Linked DNA regions of Mus musculus: region 1 is linked to region 2. The links are chromatin contacts, found by POLR2A ChIA-PET in ENCODE. All regions are on one chromosome and are shown on one strand. Each heading gives the region's core, a stretch centred on a gene start or an enhancer-like site at or near the end of the contact. The rest is flanking DNA. Distances are from core to core; before and after follow the strand shown. Region 1 holds the start of Neurl4 (neuralized E3 ubiquitin protein ligase 4). Region 2 holds the start of Zbtb4 (zinc finger and BTB domain containing 4).

Region 1 (3,081 bases), core at 47-2,546, 140 kb before region 2:
ACCCAGGAGCCTCCCTTCAGCCCGGTGGCACTGCTCGGGAAGTCCAACACACTGGGATCCAGTGCTGTCACTCCAATCTCAATGGAGCCACTCCAGGAGTTGACCTATGAGAGGGTGGTGGACAGAGTTTCTGTATGAAATCCCATCACCAGAGGCCACATTCCAGAGCACCGTGTGCCTCTCACCCTGTCCTCTGAGGCCACTGACATAGACACACAAATAATTTTTGGAACTAGCCTCCATAACTACCAGGACCCACTGGCTCTCAGCATCTGTGTCTGCTGACACGTGTTTTAGCACATCACCCCCTCTACCCACTGAACAAGCTGGTTAAAGGCCCTGGTTTTAACCCGATCTCCTCTTACTTCCCAGTCTCTGTAGCTCCTCAGCCACTCCAATCCCATGCTTCTTAGGTCCACAATGCTCGCTCTCCTACATCACTCTCATTCCCAACCCCAATACTCTAGTAGGGCAAAGCTCCACCCAAATTCATTCTCTTCTCTTTCCAAATTCGTTTTGGAGTCAAGCAAGTCACATACACTCCCTTTTTCGCATGTCTCCTCATCTATCTTTCTGGTTTGGGACGTTTGTCAACAGTTTGCGCTTTTTATTATTTCTCTACTCTTCCATCTCGGGCACCTGTCAGTCTTCCATCCCTAAGAGATTGTGCTAGACGTGTTCACTAGCCATTCTAACCACCGGACCCTGGCTCCCTGTCCTGCGGGAAACGAATGCTCCTTCAGAATGAATGTGTCTGCTCCGTGTCCTTCTCCTTTCTCTTCCCCGGTGCACTACAGTGTGCCGGCTCGCTATCGGTACCTGGAGGCTCGGTTGGAGATGCAGACCTTCTGGCAGTCCTACCGCTTCTCCCTCCCGTCCCCTCCCACTCCCCTCCACACCTCGTTTCAGCTGCCCCGGCTTTGCACCTTGCGGTCGATGCGGACGGTGAAGACGCGTCCATCGCGCAAGGGTTCTCGGCTCAGCACCAGCCCGTGGTTAAACTCTTGGCCCGGCTGCTGCCGCCGCGCCGTGCGCCCGCAGGCCGACAGGCTGACCAAGCGCCCGGTGCGCGGGTGCAGCTCCCCGCCACCGCCGAGACCCCCGCCGGACCCCAGGCCTGGTCCGCTGCTGCCAGGGCCCCCACCCCCGCCGGGCCCCGGTCCTGGCCCGGGGCCCGCCCCAGAGCCCCCACTCCCACCCGACCCCGCCGCCATCGCCGCTGATACCGCGGCCGCGCGACAGCCGCGCTTGGCGGCACCGTGGCAACCGCGGCGGCCAGACGCCCTGGGGGAATACGGCCGGGGGGCTGGGGCCTGGTGTGCTTTACGGCACTGAAGCGTCCGCAGCTAAGGAACCGAGGTCTCTCACGAGGGGAACGGAAGGACGACGGGGTCGGGGGACTGCTTTACGGCCCAGCGGGACGACAGAGGCTACGAGAGCCGGGAAGATTTGGGCTGCTTTTGCGACAGTGGATGGCAGAATCGCCCGCCGCAGGCGTCTTTGCGACGAAGGCGTGCTGGCGCCCAGATACACTTTGCGACGTCGCCCGGCGCCTTGGACCCAACCCTTGTTAGGGAAAAGCGACATATTAGAGCATTCGCCTTAACGCAAGGGCTGGTGGCTTCCCCTAACACCGCACGCTTTAAGGCGATGGAAGTAAACGCTATCTTCGGGACAGAGAAAAAGTAGTTTTATAAATCCAAGTCTCAGCCCTTCACAGTGCCGAGGCCGGAAATGTCGCAATCCGATCACGCATCACACCTCTCCTTGACCCAGTCTCGCACCTCACCCCGCTCCGGCCCCACAGACTTTGCATCACACCTCTCCTACCCGCACACATTTCAAGGCCAACTTGAGCTCTGTGCCAATGAAACTCTTAAATCTTAAAAGTTACTAATAAAAATCCTAGCGGTGTCCCGTTGGGTAATCTCAAGGGACAGAGCGGACACCTCTGAGAGGTTACCTGAGAGCTATTAACAGAACCCAGCCCTACTCAGGCTCTCCCTGGTGTTGCGGGGCTGTGACATCACAAGGCTCCTCACCGCTGGCCAGGCCCCTTGACTGTGATTGGTTGATTCGGAGAAGGGCGGTGATGGAGAAGGGCGGGAACAAATTACAGAGACAAAGAAAGTCTTGGGGTGTAACAATAAGGGAAGGGTGTGCGGAGGAACTCCCAGGCTGAAGTCTGATAGTCGACCTTTCACCTGCCTCAGCGCCAGGGAGAAGAGGCAGAGGAGGTCCGGTCTGACCCGGAGCCCCCAGCGCCCACCGCCCGCCGCGATGGGGGCAGGGCCAACGGGCAGGGCTATGTGCAGCTAGAAGGGTAGGCAGTGGAATTGAAGTGGTTACCAAGTTGAGCTATGGAGAAGCCGGAGTCTCTCGCACCTGTTAGTGGCCTCAGTGCAGAATCCCCTGGGGGGGTTTCTAGGGCAGTACCTGGCAGTGCCAGAGGTATGCAAACAGACACCGGATTACCCCCCGGAGTAGCCTTGCTTCGCGGTCCTGGCTCCCTCTTGCATTCCGGGAACCCTGTAGTCCGCAGTCCTGGTCCAATTCAGCCCTCTGAAGGGGCAGTGACCCTCAATTCAGGACCCGCTCCGCAACTTCAGGAGGTTGCAAGCCTTGGGTCCAGCACATCCCCTGGCACTGGAACTGGTGCAACTAAGGCGTCCACCCCCGGGCCGGAGGAGGCTAAAGTGTACAGCTCGGAGAGTAGTACACACTCCGGGACATCTTTCACGGAGCGGCCTCGGAGCATCCTAAAAAACAGCAGCTCCATTTTGATAAAGAAACCCCCCGGTTCGGAGAAGTAAGCAACTCAGCTGGTTTTTTTTTTTTTTTTGTTTTTTTGTTTTTTTTTTTTTTAATGGTTTTAGAGCTTTATTGTAGAAAGGCAGGGGGAAAGAGCGAGGGAAGGAGGGCTAGAGAGTAAGAAAGGTGAGAGCTTAAATAGCAGCAACTCAGCTTTTAGCCAGCAGCCCTGAGACGGGAGGGAGGGAGGAGTTCAGGACACCTTGAGCTGAAGCCAAGAAAAAAACAGAGTCCCAAGGCCCTGGTTAGGGAGAGGTGGTGAGGTCAAAT
Region 2 (3,237 bases), core at 668-3,167:
CTGTTCCAAAGAATCTGCTTAGTGAGCAAATTCTGTCCAAAGCTCTTCCACTGTCCCAGGAGTAGGGCTTCATGTGCGTCAGAGATACCGGAAGGGGGGTGGGGGAGAGGGCAAAGCAGGAGGAGACTGAAAACTCCTGATCCCTTTTTCCATTTTAGTGACAAAAGTCACACCCAGCCTTTACATAAACATGACCAAGGAGCCGCTCTGTCTAAGCTCACTTCCCTTATGGGCGCCAGGACTTTTCCTCCCTATGGCCCTAATGTGCTGGGCAAACACAGAGACCCTGCAAAAGGAGAGCAGTGCCACCCAACAGCACCCATTCCTGCCCCTTTCGCCTGCCTAGTGTTTATCTCCCAACTTTCCCATAACATCTCCTGGCAGCCCTACACCCGTCACTTAAGCACACAGAAGGTAGACATGCACACCAAGCCTTCCACTGGCCTCCTGGGTCTAAGGCCCACATTGCCCTTGTCACGCCACCTCCTCCTAAGTGTTTTCTGAGCAGCTTGCCTCCAGGCCCAACAGCCCAGACAGGCTCCCACAAACAACGTCACCAAAGAATCCCGTGGAGAGTGTTGCAAACATGCAACCTTTCCCGTGCTTGGCTTCCCAGGATCCCATAAACACATCTTGCATGTCCCACCCAGAACCCCTCACCTCACATGCTCCTGAGGATTATTAGGTCTGAGTTCCAGACATGCAGCCCCCCGTGAAACTCGTACATCACAGACACACAAATCCATCCGCCTTTCTGTCCTCTACACAACTGGACCACACCTCATCAGGACGACAGAAATGGAACTCAGGCGTGATACCTTCTGATTCAAATGTCCACAACTGACTGCACTCTTCAAATGGGTACGCACACCCCTCATTCTGGTGTCCACCATAACACACACACACACACACACACACCATGCCAGCTATGCAGAAAACAAACATTCATAAACATTCATATGTACAACACAAGACATACGTGAAGGAAAACACACGCTGACAAAAACTATATACAAATCCTCGAACAGCACACTTAAGGTATCTGTCACCTAAAGCCACAGAGCCAAACCTTGTAATTCTGTACCAATAAGTACCCCCTCCTGGCTTTCTGTCTCTATGTATCAGGGAGGGCCCTCGCAGACCCCTCGGTGCCAGACTGGGAAACCGTGTTGCCCAGGAGGAGCAGTTTACCTTGCCCCACAGTACCGCAGGAGGCACAATCTCCAGGACTCACTGCAACAACCCTTCCCCGACGGCGCGGCGGTTCCGGGCCCCTGCTCGCACTGCGCACCCTGCACACCCCAACTCTGGGGCGCTCAGAGGGCCACCCCTCCCCCTCTCTGCCTGGCTCCTACGCCATCGCCCTCCCAGCAGCTTGCAGCGCTTGCCCGGGATCACACCCGCCCCAACCCAACCCCCAACCTGCCCCACAGAGGCAGAGGGAGGGGGCATTGGGCTGCAGAATTTAACCCTTCATAGGTGGAGTGATTGCGACCCTCTTCACGGCCCCAGGAGACCGAGTCCCCCAGTCACGGCTCGTTGGACACCATACCAGGGCGCTCTTAAGTTGCTCCCCAGCGCCGTGCACGTCCGGGGGCGGGGCTTATTAGAACCCCCGACCCCTGCGCCCCTAGATCAACCTGGAAGGGGAGCGGTCGCGGGGCGCGGCTCCGGCCCCTGCGGCGCCGGGCAGCGGAGAGGGGGCATCTTCCCTAGCCCTGCCCGGTTCGCCCCGGGGCCCACCTGACTGCGATGGCGCCGCGTCTGCCAGGCCCGGCTCATCACCGTGGCCAGCCCCGGCCGCTTGGGTTTCGCTCTCCTCCAGCTCCGGCTCCGGCTCCGGCCCCGGCCCCGGCCCCCCCCAGCGCCCGGCCCCGGCCCAGCCCCACCGCCGCCGCCGCCGCCGCTGACATCATCGGCTCCCCCCCCGCCCCGGTCCTCCCCCCCACCCCACCCCCGGAAACAGTCCCCCCCCACCCCCCCAGCGCCGCCGCTGAGAGGAAGCCAGCAAAGCGCAGACGACACCGACTCTGGACTCTGAAGTCTGATGGCCAAGGCCTGGTGGATCCCTCACAGGGAAAAGACTCGGGGCTTCCCGCAGAATGCACACCTTACGGGGCGGGCAGTGACCTAGACCACTCATTCCCTGGGAAGGGACTCACCCCCACGCCCGCCCTTCCCTCTGCACACCCTTCACTCAGGGGTCACATCGCCTAGAGCACGCTGCGTGGGCACAGCTGTTCACCACAGACACGCACACCACACACATGTTCTCCGGGGCCGCAAACTTACAACACGGCAGATTCACATTTGGGCCCCGTGGAACCTATAGATCCAAAGTGAGCACCCTCGCGAATACCTAGGGATTATCACCAGACCCACTGGCAAGAAAGACCTCAACTCCGTAGAACAGATGATCATTAGTGCAGATAAGCACAAAGCTTGGAACTTTGTGTCACCAGTGGAAAGATTCGCTTCTGTGTCCCTGCATATAAATGCAGAGGCCTTGGTGTGGCCTTCCCAGCACAACACTAACCACACGCCAGGTGGAAGCATGAGAAATGTGACATACATAAAAACAAACAAACAAACAAAAAATTCCTGGAACCTCCATGGGACAATGCTATAGACGGCTCCCTAGTTGCAAAACTAAAGACTCTGGAGAGGCCCGGCGTGATGATGCTGTGGAGCCAGAGGCAAGTGGATTTAAGGACTTGGAAGCCAACCTGATCTAAACAGCAAGTTCCAGTCAGCCAGGGCTACAGTGTGATATCCCTGCTTGAAAAAACAAAAACGAACACCCCCATCCCCATAAAAAAGACCCACTTCAGGAGAAAGAGGAGCAGGCTCTCCCCGAAGAGCATGAAGGTTCAAGCCCGCCTGCGCTCGGGCAGCAAAGGCGGAAGCTCTGCAAGCTCAAGTCCATGCTGGTCTACGAGCGGGTTCCAAGCCACTCGGCCTAGACAAGCCATACAGCCACAAAACCACTCCCACACTCTTTTGTTTGTTTTGTTTTGTTTTGTTTTGTTTTGTTTTGTTTTGTTTTGTTTTGAGACAGGGTTTCTCTGTGTAGCCCTGGCTGTCCTGGAACTCACGCTGTAGACCAGGCTGGCCTCGAACTCAGAAATCCGCCTGCCTTCCCAAGTGCTAGGTTTAAAGGCATGCGCCACCACTGCCCGGCCACTTCCACACTCTTTCAAACATCTACTTCCGGTACCTATAACCCCAAGCACTTTG

Evidence for each region. ChIA-PET counts read pairs that join two places held with the same protein, here RNA polymerase II (POLR2A).
Region 1: POLR2A ChIA-PET joins it to region 2 with 10 read pairs in Patski. The contact joins the promoter of Neurl4 here to the promoter of Zbtb4 in region 2. POLR2A ChIA-PET finds 5 or more read pairs at or near these places in 4 of 5 experiments (Patski and embryonic stem cell).

The regions. Positions count from the first base shown.
Region 1 is chr11:69,900,031-69,903,111 of GRCm38, reverse strand. Neurl4 (neuralized E3 ubiquitin protein ligase 4) reads right to left here and starts at 1,296. Exons shown (of 29, transcript NM_001013414.3): 1 at 927-1,296; 2 at 1-104. The coding sequence starts at 1,214. 2810408A11Rik (RIKEN cDNA 2810408A11 gene) reads left to right here and starts at 2,198. Exons shown (of 9, transcript NM_001382461.1): 1 at 2,198-2,809. The coding sequence starts at 2,361.
Region 2 is chr11:69,764,592-69,767,828 of GRCm38, reverse strand. Zbtb4 (zinc finger and BTB domain containing 4) reads right to left here and starts at 1,917. Exons shown (of 4, transcript NM_029348.2): 1 at 1,744-1,917.